Linked DNA regions of Homo sapiens: region 1 is linked to region 2. Evidence: chromatin loops called from intact Hi-C (ENCODE). Cell type or tissue: dorsolateral prefrontal cortex. All regions are shown on one strand.

Evidence for each region. Hi-C counts contacts between places; a loop is a spot of excess contacts. Peaks named below come from ENCODE experiments on the same cell type or tissue, not always from the same donor. Only the 100,000 strongest peaks of a DNase experiment are listed, where the experiment ranks them.
Region 1: a loop joins it to region 2, with 2.9 times the contacts of the local background. A loop is called at or near these places in 1 of 110 quality-filtered maps.

The regions. Positions count from the first base shown.
Region 1 is chr11:45,898,005-45,903,004 of GRCh38, forward strand. It overlaps MAPK8IP1 (mitogen-activated protein kinase 8 interacting protein 1), which reads left to right. Exons shown (of 12, transcript NM_005456.4): 2 at 81-186; 3 at 2,134-2,448; 4 at 3,976-4,057; 5 at 4,368-5,000. LOC124902668 (a long non-coding RNA gene) reads right to left here and starts at 1,531. Exons shown (of 3, transcript XR_007062664.1): 1 at 1,448-1,531; 2 at 1,042-1,087; 3 at 392-467. RefSeq lists enhancers at 886-1,555, 1,774-2,068 and silencers at 1,394-1,688, 1,965-2,144. In dorsolateral prefrontal cortex, CTCF peaks have their summits at 1,980 and 3,939; DNase peaks (open chromatin) are centred at 1,587, 1,937, 3,117 and 3,897; H3K4me3 peaks cover 4,184 bases; H3K27ac peaks cover 4,789 bases.
Region 2 is chr11:46,004,381-46,009,380 of GRCh38, forward strand. The region is part of intron 6 of PHF21A (PHD finger protein 21A); the gene reads right to left. Among named protein-coding and RNA genes, the nearest start is that of LARGE2, 84 kb to the left of the region's middle. In dorsolateral prefrontal cortex, CTCF peaks have their summits at 2,243 (motif pointing left) and 2,447; no DNase peak of the experiment used is centred here.

The DNA of each region.
Region 1 (5,000 bases), 110 kb before region 2:
GCACCCTGGAAGAGGTAACAGGGAGATGTGAGCAGGCATAGTGCCCCTGAGTTGTAACTTTGGCTTCCTGTCCCCACCAGGCTCACCCATGACATCAGCCTGGAGGAGTTTGAGGATGAAGACCTCTCGGAGATCACTGATGAGTGTGGCATCAGCTTACAGTGCAAAGACACCCTGTCCTTACGGGTAAGGGCAAGCTCCCAGGAGCTCCTGAGTGGGGTGGCAGGAAGGCTAGGGACAGGGGTAAGGGTATCCCCATAGTGACAAAGGGGGTTTCAGGTCTGTGCTGGCACCCTCATGAAATGAAATGATGTGCAAGAAACATAGGTATACTGCTTGGCACGTCTTGAGTGTACAATCAGAATTTCATTTGGTATTATTATTATTATTACTGCTGTCGGGGACTAAGACAGGAAGTAGCTCCTTCAACTGCCCACGAGATGGGAGAGGCCAGGAAGTCTTGAGACCTAGGGCAGTAACAATTAGGACCAGACTTAAGGGAGACTCAGGGCTACCCCTGAATCCTTTTGGGAGCAGCCCTGGCAGAGGGCCTGAGGCAGACAGGGTGGAGTCTGGTGGAATCTGCAGTGCTTTAGGGCAGGAAGAAACAGCCAAGGCACCCCTGGAATAGCTCCTGTGGCTGCTGGCTGCTATTACACCAGACAGATGGCACCACGCGGCCTCCCAGACCCTCTCTGGCCTATAGTCCTAAAGGCCCCCACTGAGGGGTTTGCCCAGCATTGCTGCTGGTTTGGGCCCCTTGGCTTTGTCATAGGGAAGATGGCTCTCTCCTGTCCCTAAAGATCTGAATGCTGCCAGGAGGTCCCCAGCACCTGGGTAACTGGGGTCAGATGGGGATCCCAACTATGTCTTTTCAGAACAGGAAGAAGGGGCCGGCTTGCCAGGAAATGGAGGACAGAGCACAGGGCTAGGTTTTAGAGCCCAGAGCTCCTCTGAGCCCCCAAGAGGGCGGGTAGCCAGATACGGTGTCAGGAGAGTGGTTACCATAGGAGCGTGAGGTGTGCCTTGGGGAGGGAGTACCTGTCTCTGTGTTGACCTCCTGCTACTCCCAGAGACTCAGTAAGCTCTGCAAGAGGAAACCAAGGGGTGAGGATAATCCCCTAGTCCCCAGTACCCCAACCTTCCACTCTCTGGCCAGGCCAGGAAGAGGCAGAGGCCTCTAGATTTGGGGAATGGTCTCAGAGCCCTGACTTAGCTTCTCAGAGGTCAGGCACCTGTTCTGGACTCTCACCCTGCCCTCTCCCCCAGCTGCACCAGCAGAGCCTTGGAGAGGGTTGCCTCCGAGCTAGGCAGGGGCCCCAGGCACTACTGGCCAGAGGTGTGCCCCTAAGGGGCCTCAGACAAGCTCCAGCGGGCTTCACACACGTTCCAGTGAATACTCAGCTCTCTCAGAGGCTGGGAGGCAGTAGTGTTATCCCCACTCAACTGATGAGGGGGCCTGAAGGATCAGGGGATCTGTCCAAGGTGCCAGGGAGTTGGCGGCAGAACTGGAGCTAGATGGGGCTCTGCATCCTCAAGGCAGGCTCGTGGAGGACCGATCTAGGGCTGGAGGGGCCCCGGGCCAGCTGGCTTAGGGCGCGGCTGCCACCGCCTTGGTTCCTGGCCCCCGCTCGCCCCTCCCCCTCGGCGTCTCCTTCCCATCCCTCTCAGGTCTCCGCCGTTCCTTGCTTGGCTGAGCCTCAGTTTTTCCAGTTTTCCTCAAGACCCCTTCAAATACTATTTCCCCAACCCCCATCCCTTGCCCACCCCACCCCGAACTCCTTGGCGACCACTGAGTCCCCATAGCAACAGCGGTGACTTCACTCTGGGCTCGGCTTACAACCCCGGTGAGGTCACCGGCCGTTGCCAGGGGAACGGGAGGGCGCAAGGAGTCCGGGGTGGGGACTGTGGGGAGGTGCTGGCCGTCAGAGGCACGGCTGGATCGGGGAGGCGGCGGCCTCGCGCTTCCTCGCGGCGGACGGGCGAGAGCGCCCCAGTCTCCGGCGGCCCCTGCTCGGCTCCCCTCGTGCCCCCTTCGCGCCACAGAATGGACTCGCCCGGGCGGGGGGCGGTGCAAGCGGCCTCGGCCCCGCCCCGGCCCCGCCCCCTGACGCCCCTCCGTGCGCTGTGCAGCCCCCGCGCGCCGGGCTGCTCTCTGCGGGCGGCGGCGGCGCGGGGAGCCGGTTGCAGGCCGAGATGCTGCAGATGGACCTGATCGACGCGACGGGGGACACTCCCGGGGCCGAGGACGACGAGGAGGACGACGACGAGGAGCGCGCGGCCCGGCGGCCGGGAGCGGGGCCGCCCAAGGCCGAGTCCGGCCAGGAGCCGGCGTCCCGCGGCCAGGGCCAGAGCCAAGGCCAGAGCCAGGGCCCGGGCAGCGGGGACACGTACCGGCCCAAGCGGCCCACCACGCTCAACCTCTTTCCGCAGGTGCCGCGGTCTCAGGTGAGGCGCCAACGTGGGGGGCGGCGCCCTGGGCCGCCGCGGAGATGTGAGGGGGAGCGCAGAGGGGCTGCAGCGGGAAGGGGCACCCACGGGTCCAGTGCCTGGGGACAGCGCCTGCATAGGGGCCGCGGTGGCTCGCTCCCGGTGTTGGGATCCGAGGAGCGGGCAGAACCATCCTTACGAAGAGGGGGCTGAGTCCAGCTGGCCGGGCTTGGAGCCTTGAGGCGGGATTGAAGGAGGGAAGGACTGGGGTTAGGAGAGGAGTAGGGAATTAAGAGAATGAGGCTTTGAGGGGTTCGAAGGGTTTGGAGCCTGGGACCTCAGGCTGTGACAGGGTTTCTCCTTTAGGATATGGGGCTCCTGGTGAAAGTGGAGCAGGAGCAGGGCCTGGAGAAAAGGGCATCTGAAATGGTCATCGTGGGGGAGGCCGTGGGAGATCGTGGCGAGGTGGGGATGGGAAGCTCAGGGGCCACAGCCAGTTTAAGATCTGGGCAGCTGCGAATTCCCAGAAGGCAGGGGGGAGGAATGGGAGATGGAGCTGCTTGGCTAAGTTGGGGACCTAGGGCCCCTGGGAGGGTGGCTGGATGCCAAGGAGAGTTGAATAGGGTTGGGGGAGCTGGCTGTGGCCCTTTGTCTTCCAGGCCCATCGGGAGCGGTGCAGGCAAGGAGCTCCTGGGAGGTGGGGCGGCTGGGGCTGCGGGGAAAGGCTTGGTCCCTTTCCCAGGATCCTGTGAATGGCTTTTGGCAGCCCGGCTCAGGAACGTGAGGGCTTGGGAGAGAGCTCCCAGGGGAGGGAGCCTCCGTGGAGTGGAGGGAGCCCTGTGTGGGCATTGTGGGGAGGGGTCCCAGGGCTGAGAATGTAGAATGGGCAGCCCAGGAGATCCAGGAAGGAGGGCTGCTGACAACTGCATCTGTCACTCCTCAGTCTCATGCCACTGTGGTGGGGGGTGCAGGAAAACTCTGTTATGGATTTGTCACTGGGATGATTCATCCTGGTCCCCCAGGCCAGCTGCTAGGGAGACCCTTCCTTGTGCTTTTTCCAGGCTCTACCAGAAGGTCCTCACCCCTTCTAGGCCATAACTTCCCAAGCTCCAGAGCAGAGAGTCACCTGTCTCTGACTTGGGCTGGATTTGAGCATTTTCCAAGTAACCCTCAGTACCTGGGACTGGGGGTCTGACTGTGTCTCCAGAGAGCTCCTGCTTCTCTTCTCCCCTGCCTCCTCCCCCTCTTGCCACCACACACATTGGCCATCACCACCTTTGTTAAGGCTGATAAGAGCATCTCCCTGAGGGTTGGCCAGCTTCCCTGAGCAAGGCGGAGGGCCATCCAGAGCCGGCAAGCCTGGCTGTGACTTGCCACCCTTCCTGCCTGCTCCAGAGGAGAGTTACGAGTGAGGCCTTTGACAGTGGAGGCGGGGTGGACACAGCAAATGGCCCTAGGGATGGCCTGAGGGGGCAGGGCCGGGGCCTCCCTGTGCCGGGCACTGTTGACCACTTCCATCACAAGAGCCTTTTGTTCCCTGCACAGGACACACTGAATAATAATTCTCTGGGCAAAAAGCACAGTTGGCAGGATCGGGTGTCTCGATCATCCTCACCCCTGAAGACAGGTAAGTCAGGGCCCTCTTCCTTACCTGGACCTCCGCCTGCCCTGACTCAGTCCCCACTACAGAGAGCAAACCCTACAGTCTCCAAAGGGCTGAGTAGAGGTGAACTGCCCACCCACATCCCTGCACGAGCCCATCCAGGGGCTGAGATCAGTGGTGGCATGAGTGAGTTGACTGGCCCCAGAGCCTGCGAAGGGCCTGTTGCCCAGGGAGGCTTTGTCTTGGTTTCTGTGTCACCAAGCTGAGAGTGGCAGGTGCAGGTAGCTGGGAGTTGGGAGAGAGCCCCTGCCTTCATGACCTGCCTGCTCTCCAGGGGAGCAGACACCACCGCATGAACACATCTGCCTGAGCGATGAGCTGCCCCCCCAGAGCGGCCCCGCCCCCACCACAGATCGAGGCACCTCCACCGACAGCCCTTGCCGCCGCAGCACAGCCACCCAGATGGCACCTCCGGGTGGTCCCCCTGCTGCCCCGCCTGGGGGTCGGGGCCACTCGCATCGAGACCGAATCCACTACCAGGCCGATGTGCGACTAGAGGCCACTGAGGAGATCTACCTGACCCCAGTGCAGAGGCCCCCAGACGCTGCAGAGCCCACCTCCGCCTTCCTGCCGCCCACTGAGAGCCGGATGTCAGTCAGCTCCGATCCAGACCCTGCCGCCTACCCCTCCACGGCAGGGCGGCCGCACCCCTCCATCAGTGAAGAGGAAGAGGGCTTCGACTGCCTGTCGTCCCCAGAGCGGGCTGAGCCCCCAGGCGGAGGGTGGCGGGGGAGCCTGGGGGAGCCGCCGCCACCTCCACGGGCCTCTCTGAGCTCGGACACCAGCGCCCTGTCCTATGACTCTGTCAAGTACACGCTGGTGGTAGATGAGCATGCACAGCTGGAGCTGGTGAGCCTGCGGCCGTGCTTCGGAGACTACAGTGACGAGAGTGACTCTGCCACCGTCT
Region 2 (5,000 bases):
TTTTGACCAAAGGAAATGGATTTCACTTTTAATAGATAAGAAATAAGAGACACTGGGGAGTAGGGAAGGGGTAGAGGAGAGAAGGAAGTCCTTGTTCTAAGATTATATTAAAAGCTACTTAAAACATGTAAGTGACAATATTTCATAAACTGAAATATTTTATCAGTAGCTATGACAGAATATTCTCTATTCTTTTCTTCAACATAAAAGTTTTAAAGAACTGTGCTCATTTGACCTCTTATCAAACAAAAACTCACTTTTCTTCATATTGGTTTGCATAGCACAGACTATTACTTTTTCATAGCACTTAACTTTTACTGTGGATGAGGGCTGTATCTGCCAGGCCTAGAATGCTTTCCATTGAACTGTCTCCTCAAGACTAAAGGACTCATCATCTAAAAGATGTCTTTGTAAAATACAGTTTATGCCTCCTGAAAATACCATCTCTCCCTCTCTCCCATTCACTACACACATACTTACATGTGTTCGAAATTTATTCCCCTTCTTTATCATGGCTACCCTCAAGAAAAAACACAGGGAAACAGATAAGCACTACACAACAAAGTTTACTTTTTCCCTTTACAATAATATTTGTCTCTTACTGCAAATGTCTCTGAATATGGAAAATGAGATTATGCAGTTAAATTTTAACACATGCATGTATACACCCAACTAATACAGCAGTCCCCCACATCAGTAATTTCACTTTCTGCAGGCTCAGTTACCAAGAGCAACCGCAGTCCAAAAATTCAGGTTGAGCATCTTTAATCTGAAAAATCTGAAATCCAAAATGCTCCAAAATCCAAAACTTTTTGAGCACTGACGTGATGCCACAACTGGAAAACTTCACACCTGACCTCAAGTGATAGATCATAGTCAACATGCAGTCAAAACTTTGTTTCATGTACAAAATGATGTAAAATATTGTATAAAATTTATACAAATTTATGCTTGGGACCAGAAGTGTTTCAGATTTTGAGATTTTTCAGACTGTAGAATATTTGCACAATATATTAACGCCTTGTATATACCAAATAATCTTAGGCAGTTGCTTTTTCTGGTTGAAGGTTTCAAGATAATAAGAAAAGCAAAAACCTCATTTGCAATATTAACTTAATTAATGGGCACCAAATGTTCAGACCTTCCTGTTCTGACTTATAAAACAGGTTATTTTGACTCCATTAGCAAATGCCCCTGATTATTCTCAGCTTTTTATTACATACTAGGTAAATGAAACTATCAACGATCCTTTTACTAAGAAATGTGAACTGCCTTATACTGGAATAGTTAAATAAACATTAGGGGAACCATCAGCACCAACTACTTACTCCCTATGAGCAATGAATAAAAGAATAATATTTGTAGCACAATTAAGCTTCCATAGCTCAAGACGGATCATCCCACCAATTCTGAAACAATTTACTCTAGCTGTATGAATCTGATCATAAAGAAAAAAGAAACACTTCTAATGAAATGTGGAAATGCTTTTTTTGCATGTGAATCGTATTCATTTCTTTAAAAAACTTCAACTTCAGAACTCTCAAGAACAGTAAGAAAAATAAAACATACAATTTTAAAAGTTTATTTGGAGCCTACAAATGCCTGTGGAAAAGCACAATTTTAAACTTTGAAAATGGGCTGGTCTAATATAAAACAGTCTTTGTAGATAAAAAATAATTCAAATTCAGACAAGAGAGAATTAAAGAATTAGGATGTTCACTGTTATTTTACATTTACGATTAAAGAACCAGATTAACTGACAAGTAGATCACTGTTGACATAGTTCCTATAAATAAGAGCCAAATGATTTTAAAATTAAATGTTATAAACTTCATGCTTTAAAAAATGTGTACTCCCAATTTTCATTTGTTTTCCAATGCTTCCAGAAGCCCAAACAAGAATTATTTTAATAGGGCAAAAAACCATGAGAAATCAGTAAATTCTTAATCTTTCGGTTGTATATACAATTAGGGCAAAGGCTAAGTCAAATCCAGAATTAATAAGCACCTAACGAAATATTGCAACTTGTTATAGTTCTTTAGTTTGAATAAATCTGCCCTCAGTGTTCTATCTTCCTAAACTTTCTGAATAACCTCCACAAATCACGCTATATAAATAACAAGGAGTCTAAAAGTTTACTGCCACATTCACTCTCTAAAGATACTAAAATCAGTTCATCTACACAGGCAGCTGTCTGCCTGAGCTAGAGGATGAAGTTATGCCTTAATGAACTAACGCCATCTAGTGGGATCAGTGAGATTTCAGCTGAAACTAGTTTACAACAGGTTACTACAATCTATTCAGCTGGTCAAATGTCTTATTTAAAAAGATACACTTGTATTAAGTATTGAACTGTCTTAAACGCCTATTAGAATGTGATATACTTGCCTACAATAAAAATGGCACAAAAATATTTTAAGACCAACAACCCTCCCTTGGAATAATATTTCTATTCTTTCCTTCAAAGGCACAAAATACAAATCAACAGGTACTAACAATATGTATTTTCAAAGATCTCAGAAAATGCAAAGTCAAAGTCAGAACAACAGTCAGTAAAATTTAAAGATAACAATAACAAGAGCTATTATTTACTTATTAAGTGCCTAGCATATGCCACACACTTCACAGTTTTAATCTTTAGAGCGTTCCTGCAAGCTCGTTTTACAGGTGATTTCCCATTACAAAAACACTTAAATATAGAGTGACTAACTTAAAAAGTGATCTTTCTTCCCTCCAACCAACCATAACGTGACGAGACATCTATCAACACTAGCTCACTGCATACCTACCATGTGTTCAAAAACATGCAAAGTGATAGTGAGGTTCTAAGAGATGAGAAAAGGGCCCCCTGTCTTTTCAAGGAATCCAGGTAGCGCTGAAGCCAGGAATCTGTGGCACTTTACAGAAGATACTTCCATCTACCTTTTTTCTTCTTCTTCTTTTTTTTTTTTTCGAGATGGAGTTTCACTCTTGTCCAGGCTGGGGTGCAATGGCGTGATCTTGGCTCGCTGCAACCTCCACCTCCCAAGTTCAAGTGATTCTCCTGTCTCAGCCTCCTGAGTAGCTGGGTTTACAGGTGCCCACGACCATGTCCAGCTTATTTTTGTATTTTTAGTAGAGATGGGGTTTCACCCTGTTGCCCAGGCTGGTCTCGAACTCCTGACCTCAGGTGATTCGCCTGCTGTGGCCTCCCAAAGTGCTGGGTATTACAGGTGTGAGCCACCGTGCCCGGCCCCATCTATCTTTTATGATAGTTTTACTGTTAATTTTATTCACATTAAAAATAAACTGCTAGCATGAATATTAAATCCGTCATTTTAAAATTTAGTTACATTAATTTAAATCAAAAAACGATGTGAAAGAAGTGAGATGTGTACCCTTTACATAACCTAACAATGGACATATTCTTTCTTTAATTTCCATTAATATGACTTATTTTTATCATTTTCAAATTTTAGAACAAGGGACTTTTCCATCTTACTCCTAAGTGGAATGTCAGAGTCTTTAAAAAGGTACAGGATCTATCACAATAATCCGTGTTGTTATGTTATTTTCATTTTTAATCGCATATCTGCTTCTTCTTTTTCTGTCTGTACTTGGGATTACCATGCTCCAGATAAGAACAGAAGGGTACTAAAGTAAAATGTGTTTAATGTTGTTCTACCCACCAACTGGTAGGTGAAAATTAACACGAAGTGAAGTTCAGAAAGTAACCTGCAAACTATCCCATTTTCTATTTGGGAATGTTAACTTTAACATTTCAGCACCTTCCCCTACAATGTGTATTTGTTTACTCACATACGCCCATACACTCTATCATGTGAAATCCTAGACTAATCCATAATGTTCAGATGATAACTCAATAAAATCTCAAAACATTTGTGAGGTCTTCAATTGAAATTTTCCTGTGTGTGTGTCCTTATTAAAGAAAATACAGAGCAGAGTTCCACACTGTGAAGCATATCCGGGACACTATGGACCACATATGGCCTGGGTTCTGAAAAGATGAGCTAAACTTAATCAAAATTCCTCTCTTGCTTTCCTGAAGGACTCAGGAAATGGGCAGCATACATCTCATCTTGACCCAGATTTGCTTCAGTAGAGAAGTGCCAATGTCTTGAAAGCTACTCCATGGGTCAAAGGTAGAAGACGGGAAAAGAGTCTGCTTTGATTGGCTGTCAAATTTACCTGTATATCTAGCAAAGGAAGAGAAATGGCAAGATATGGTGGAAATGTGACTCGGTTTTGTGTATGAAAACCTGGTGCTGCTGGACAAGTCACACTCTCTGAGTTCCAGTATATTCATTTATAAAATAAAAGGAAAATAATAATATATGTTTTACATATCTCATATAAATAAATCTGAATATAATTTTTGTTAGATTTAAGTAAATAAATGTAAATTCAACTGCAAAATGCTATGTTTGCAACTGTAAAATGTGAATGCAACTACAAAATAATCTTGTCAACCCTATCCACTCCCATTCCACTACTTATTTGACCAGTGTTCACCCTCCATCTTAATCAGATCCTTCAATCAGACTGGACTCTTCCCTGCTCAGTGAACTCAACAAATTGGTTCACATTTCACTTTTTTTTTTTTTTTTTTTTTTGGAGACGGAGTCTCACTGTCGCTCACGCTGGAGTGCAGTGGCGTGATCCCGGCTCACTGCAACCTCCACCCCCTGGGTTCAAGCGATTCTCCTGCCTCAGCCTCCTGAGTAGCTGGGATTACAGGCGTGCATCACCATGCCCAGCTAATTTTCTGTATTTAGTAGAGACAGGGTTTCACCATGATAGCCAGGCTGATCTCCAACTCCCGACCTCAGGTAATCTGCCCGCCTCGGTCTCCCAAAGTGCTGGGATTACAGGGGTGAGCCACTGCGCCCGGCCATTAGTTCACATTTCTCACCTTCTGTTCATGATGTTCCCTGGTCCTGGAGTACCTTTTTTCTTTCACCCAATTCTGTTTAACCATCTACCTTTGAGGGTTCTGACAC